Regions from separate parts of the Mus musculus genome. Here region 1 is linked to region 2. Evidence: chromatin contacts called from ENCODE POLR2A ChIA-PET data. All regions are on one chromosome and are shown on one strand. The core of a region is the stretch at or near the end of the contact, and the rest is flanking DNA. Distances in the headings are between cores, read along the strand shown.

What was found. ChIA-PET counts read pairs that join two places held with the same protein, here RNA polymerase II (POLR2A).
Region 1: POLR2A ChIA-PET joins it to region 2 with 19 read pairs in embryonic stem cell. The contact joins the promoter of Id2 here to the enhancer-like site in region 2. POLR2A ChIA-PET finds 5 or more read pairs at or near these places in 4 of 5 experiments (Patski and embryonic stem cell).

What each region holds. Positions count from the first base shown.
Region 1 is chr12:25,094,478-25,097,786 of GRCm38, forward strand. Id2 (inhibitor of DNA binding 2) reads right to left here and starts at 1,615. Exons shown (of 3, transcript NM_010496.3): 1 at 1,186-1,615; 2 at 834-897; 3 at 1-99. The coding sequence starts at 1,533. The coding sequence ends at 841.
Region 2 is chr12:25,058,033-25,061,363 of GRCm38, forward strand. It overlaps Kidins220 (kinase D-interacting substrate 220), which reads left to right. Exons shown (of 32, transcript NM_001081378.1): 32 at 1-1,665. Among named protein-coding and RNA genes, the nearest start is that of Id2, 36 kb to the right of the region's middle. Within about 2 kb of position 1,722, at least 1 of the 3 ENCODE cell types and tissues checked has a DNase peak (open chromatin) inside an H3K27ac peak, as active enhancers do.

The DNA.
Region 1 (3,309 bases), core at 365-2,864, 36 kb after region 2:
TGAAATGGCTGATAACAAAAGTCTTAAAAGATCTTGTAGACTTCTTCTTGTGCAAAAGAAAAAGAGAAAGTAAAAAGAAAAAAAAAAGTCCCCAAATGCCTGCAAAAGATTGGGAGAGAAAGGCAGTTTAGGAGAATGTAACCTAAGGGCAGAGGCGGGCGAGCCTGGCGCCGAGGAAGCCACAGTTTGAGCATTTAACCAAACCCTGGCGTCCAGATGCGGCACACATACCCGGCCCCAGCAGCACAAATTAAACATGAAAATAGCGGAGACTCCAGGGGAAAACTTCCCAAACCCAGTCTCCTATTTGGATCTCTAACAGCCCGCTCACAGGCGCCAGTCTGCTTCTTGTAACAATTATTTGATTGAAAACAGCCCTTTAGTTAACAGATATGGAAATCTGGATCCCAGAGCACAGGGGTAAGGCTCGGGGTAGCCGTCTTCAGCTAGCCAGAGAAATCTCAGAGGACTACAGTTTTGGGAAAAGAGAATCACTATGGAATTTGTGGCGATAAGATTAATTACAGCTGAGGTTACCACCTCAGTGTACCGCCACTGGGCTCATAAAAGTCAGCCACACTTGGTCCTGACACCTTCATAGTAAGTTACTGGCATTTCTTTTCTTTCTTTTTTTTCTTTCTTTTCTGTTTTTGTAAAGGCAACTGTTCTGTAGTCCTGAGCAACCACAGCTACAAGCCCCTTCATGCCTATGTGGTAAGTCAAGCGGCACCCGTAACACAGTGAAGTAAGCATGCATTTACCAAACCAAACATTTAACAGACACACAAGCACATTACCGAAACGCGCACACAGGAGGCACCCGCAACACTCACCATTTATTTAGCCACAGAGTACTTTGCTATCATTCGACATAAGCTCAGAAGGGAATTCAGATGCCTGGGGAGAAAGAGGATAAAAGGCAGGATATTAGGTAATCTTAAAGGAAGGTAGCCCCCCTCCTCCTTTCACAAAAGTGCCAACAAGTCCCATGAAACAGGATCATGCTACAGCGCAGATCCAGATGCAACCCACACAGAACTTATAAGTAGCGATTTCACATGACGCTCAATATACAGTTTCCTCAAAAATAAAGTTAATGAACCTGTCTCTACGATGGGCTTTAAGAGTGACAGCTCGGGAGACCCGGAGCGTCTGGGCAGTGGCGTACTTGCAAGCTAGTCTCACCTGCAAGGACAGGATGCTGATGTCCGTGTTCAGGGTGGTCAGCGGCGTCCTGGACGCCTGGTTCTGTCCAGGTCTCTGGTGATGCAGGCTGACGATAGTGGGATGCGAGTCCAGGGCGATCTGCAGGTCCAAGATGTAATCGATGACGTGCTGCAGGATTTCCATCTTGGTCACCTTCTTGTTCTGGGGGATGCTGGGCACCAGTTCCTTGAGCTTGGAGTAGCAGTCGTTCATGTTGTAGAGCAGACTCATCGGGTCGTCCACCGGGGTTTTGCTCCGGGAGATGCCCAAGCTGTGGTCCGACAGGCTGTTTTTCCTAACGGACCTCACCGGACTGAAGGCTTTCATGCTGCTCGTAGGAGGAAGACCGGGAGGGAGCCGCCACAGGGGGCTGAGCTGACTGCGCGGCACCAGGCTCGGTTCAGAATGAAGCGCGAGCCGGGCGGGGCGTCTTTTATGTGCACTCGCCCTGGCCGCTCAATCGGGCATCCCTGAATTGCCATTGGTGGAAGGGCTCCCGTCCATCATACCAGGCGAATTCTCCCATTGGTGAGTATGAGCTCTCGGTTCTTCCGCGTTCGCAGCCAATGCCTGTAGGGTGGGAGGAGCGGGCGAGAGCCCAGCTGGGGTGGCAAATTGAGTACAGTGTGCGCTGGGCGCCCAGGGGGCCTGAGTGTGCAATTGTGCCCGCCTTATTCCAATTCCCAGAGCTGGCAGGACCCCTGCCCCGGGGGTGTGCCCGGAGCTAGCTATACCCGCCCCCAGGACTTCCAGCAGCCCCACTCTCTCCGCACAGCAGACGGGAAGTCACAGGTCGCTAGCGTTAGGGAAGACAGCGACCGTGGCAGAAGGGAAAAGAAGCGCGCTTTTGGGAAGTCACATTTGTAGTGTTCCTTCTTTTAAGATAAAGGAAAGCTATTTGGGGAGGGGGGGGGAACCTACCCACATACACGTCCACGACAGGTTTAGCGTGAAGCTTTGCAACTTGGAGCAACGCGGGAGGCCTTCTCGGAAACTCAGTGACACGAATTGTAGGAACACTGTGCGGTCTCCCTCAGACCGCAGAGGAGCCCCGAGGGACCCGGTGCATTCGGAACTCCCCCCACCCCCAAGAATGAGGCAGGGTTACTATAATGACTCCATTAATCGAAGGTCATTAGTGGGGTTTGCACACTGGAACTACATTTACATACACTGCCCTTGGTCTGTGCCCTTCAGTGTAGGTGGCAAAGTGATGCGATTAATTATGCACAAATCGTGATTTCTGGTGTCACATTCCAACACTTAGAGCTCTTGGGAAGCTCTTTGTCAGGTAGGTGGTCCTAGCTATTGACTGACAGCTTATCGCTGTTTTTAAAAGAAAATTCTGTTACGTACGAGGTTTGGAATCTTTCAGCACCCTTCCTAGATGCAGCCACATTTTGAAAAAGTTTAGAGCTCTTGACTCCAATGCTTTAATTCTGAATTCTTGTTTTGCTGAAGACTACCATATATTAGTCGTGTATTAAAGGAAAAAAAATATTTATGTTAAGCCCAAGAAAGGGTTTTTGGTCTGAATCCCCCACATCCTCTGAATGCAATAAAGAGGAAGAATGCAGAATCCAGGCAAAGCTCTGTGTGGAGAAACAGTATTTTCCCTTCAATTAATGATTAATTCCTCAGCTGGTGGGCCAGGCGGTCTCTGACCTCCACGTGACAGCCATGTGCCCCAGGGCTTCTCTCTAAGGAGGCAGAGTCCGGTGATGTAGAGGCGGTAAAATCCGTCCATCTCAGTTTGGAGACTGCAGAAGGACTCTGCCCTGCAGGAAAATCTGCGCAAGGCAAGGCTTGCAATGCCTCCTGCGACTCAGCGACAGTGTTCGATTGACGACTCGCCTCTGTTATTAAGCCTGGAAGTGATTTACTATCTGAGTCCCCCCCCCCCCCAACAGTTCGAGCCTCTTGATGTACTTTGTGTGCATGTGTTTCTGTCACATACGTGCCACAGCGGAACAGATTTTGTTTTGACACTTTTGGTTCATGATGTTATACTCTGAGTATTTTACAATAATAGCCAATGTAAACAAACATCTCTGGGATTCTCAAATTATTACTTATGATTCTTGGACATTGCATCTCTGCGGT
Region 2 (3,331 bases), core at 472-2,971:
ACTTTAACGTCTCACTACCACTGCTGTGCCCTTTCCTGACGCACAGCTCTGCAGAGATGAGATCAGGCTGAATACAGAGAGAGGTCGGAAATGTATTTAAATTGAAAGGGCTTAAGTCACAAGGAAATAAACCCAGAGATCTCCTTTATAAACTATTCATGTAACATTTGAGGGGAGATATAGTATTAGATGAAGCAGAAACCAATTTCACTGGTAGTGTTTAATCTTGGTGCAGATTTATAGGTTTTAGAGTAGCCCAGAAACTAAAAGTGAATACCTAGCAAATGGATAGCCAGTGTTCTGTATAAGAATCATTGCTTTTAAGAGGTCTTAAAATTTAAGTAGAAAATACATACTAAAGAGGGCGTAAAAGTTGATGATTAAGTGAGTTAGCAGAGCCCAAAGCAGTGGCCTGGGCCATGGTGAGTCGTTAGCAGAGGAGTTGGAGGAGGGCAGTGTATTCCTGGGATACTCTTTCCAACCCAGCCCTGGCTTCCGACACCACCCACCTGTGCCCTCAAAACCATCTTAGTCTGTTCTGCAGCTACTAAGTAATGCTCATGGCTAAAGAAAAGTTAGTGGTACTGGTGATGAAACGCAGGACCTCACAGATCTAAGTCCTCTAGTGACTAGCTACGTCCCCAGCCCCAAGTGCTAGGCCTTTCCTTCCTCCAGAGATTTGGGAAGACATTAAAGGAGTTAGTGACGGTGGTACTAGACAAATGACAGTATTTAGTTTGCTAACATTAAATCACTGCCTCTGTACTGCAATTATTTAACGTATCTGTTCCTAAATCAGCATTTTAGTTCTGGGGAGGGGGGTGGATTATAAAAATGGAGGCATGGTTTTAAAAAGGAATTTGAAAGCATACAACAAAGCAAGAATAGAGGCGGAGCTGGTGTGACCTTGACACTTTTATTATTCTTAGCAGAGCTAGGAGAATGACCACATACATTTAGGCTAGAGGTGTGCCTGTCTTCATCCTGCATTGAAACTGTTTGTCATTTGATCATAGTGTGTTTACGTAGATCAGCTCTAGTGGTGTGTCCTGAGCCATGGGTAGAATTGTAGATGGTAAGGTTGCAGGCTTAGTGCTCAGTGAGATGTCCATCACTGACTGGACCTGTGTGGTTCACTTGACACTGTGCTCATAGCTGCTCCGTGTCCCACTGCCTTGCTGTTTGAGTGTAATTGAGCATTTTCATGAAGTGCATATGTTGCATGATCTTTAACAGGTATTTTTAAACATTAAAAACAGCACGATGTTACTGACATTATGCAATATCATGTGATGGGTACTTGAGAGGCAGTTTGGTTTCTTTCCAGGTGAGTAGTTATAGCTCACGGTCATGGGAGCCCTTTATTCACACTGTCTGTGAAGTTAATGCTGGAGTGCCAAGTGCACACGGGGACTAGGAACAATAAAGAGTTGCATGCCATTCTGACTCACGGAGTTTTATTCACTATAGCAATGACAATTCCCATTCTGATTAAAAATTAAAACATGATCTGTGTGTCTGTTTTGTCCTATGACTGGAGTATGTAAAGACTTACATGTAGGTCATGAAATTTTCAGAATTTCCAGGCAGCCCTTATTGTCTTTCTGAGAGAGGTTGGCTCCGAAGCCACTGTGCCTGCTTTCTTGAAGCACAGCATCCCAGAGCACGTGGGCACCACAGCACTGAGAAGTCCATCTCTGTAGCTAGAGGCAGTGGTCCAGATCCCTGTAGAATAGCAGCTTATTATGTGTACGTTCTGGACGTTGCTCTCTCCTATTGACACAGAAAGTGACAGGCCAGATGGATCCCCGAGTCACCATTATTTCTGAGGCTGCATGTCAGTGTGTGTCTGTGTCTATAATGCATAGCTCAGTCTGATTTTCACACAGGAAAAACTGCTTTAAGCTGAATGAAACAATAGAAAAGTGAGCCAAGCTTAAACCCTGCCAATCTCAAAAACTCTGAGTCACTTGGCTCCACCTTCAGCTCTGTTGACATAGCATCCTAACACCAACACCGTGGCCTTCTGGAGGGTCATTTTCTGAGTACATCTGCAGCCCTGGCTGTCCTGGAACTCACTCACTCTGTAGACCAGGCTGACCTTGAACTCAGAGAGTCACCTGCCTCTGCTCCCCGGTGCCGGGATTAAAGGCGTGAGTCTACTTTCCCAGTGCTGGATGACTAAGACGTCTACACTGTGAATTGTAAGCCTCACTGAGCGTAGTGATTCTGCCTGTAATCCCAGTACTCAGGAGACAGAAGCAGGAGAATCAGGGGTTCAAGGTCAACCTCAGCTACATAGAGATTTTGAGACCCGCCTGAGCTGTGTGAGACCCTATCTCATAAAACTAAAAATGCAAATCTGAAGTATTTTCAATAAGAGAACTTGTTTTTGTGTGTTATTTTGTATAGGTTTTAAATATAGTCAGGATAATCTTAATTGCCTAACCAAAGTAATTTTAAGAGTTGTTTGTGCTTAAATAAGTACTCATCTCGAGAACTTAAGCTAATTCGCATGTTCTGGTGCTATAATAAAATAATCTGTGATCATGATTTTTTTCTTACTAATCATTAGAATTTTTTGAATGAAATTAAATCTTTCTTTTTTCTTTTGGCCTAGCTAAAGTATTAAATTTAAAAGGTTTTAAGACCACGTAATTTTTGGTTACACCAGGAATTCTCAGCCTCTTTAGAAATATCCCTGAATTAAAAAAAAAAATCCATGAATTCCTGGCAAACTCCTGAATAGATCAATGTACTTTCCAGGAAAAGAGAGCCTAGAGTCCCTTTTAATTTATGGGTGAATGACCTTGAAGGATTAGGTAGAAAGGAGGGTGCTATCAAATTAACATTTTTGGCAAATCTGTGCTATGGGTCCCATCCTACCTTATCCCCCGTCTTCTTTCCTGGGCTAAGTAGACACAGCAGAATGCAAGTGAATGGGGACCCCCTCGTGCTTGGGGCAGGTGAGCCCTCTGACGTGGCACCCTTGGGCACTCAAGCTGAAGTCTAGGCTGGAGTTACACAGTGAGCTGAGCACTAGAGATTTACCGATAGCAGTGAGCTGGCTCTGGACAGGGTTTAATTGGCTCATCGCTTGGCAAAGGTTGAGAATCCCTGGTTGAGACTAATTAAGTAGAAAGAGATTTAAAGTCTTACATAATGTTAAACCCTTTCCTGCCTAGGAAGAAAATGCCGCCCCTGTGCTAGATAGACAGCGGTTCAGAAGATCCAGTTTAAACTGAGGTATGTAAAAAACTAGTTTTCCAAGTAAGAAGTGTTTGGAACAGTTGCTAGTTAAGCACTGTCACCCACATGGTTGAAGAGTTTT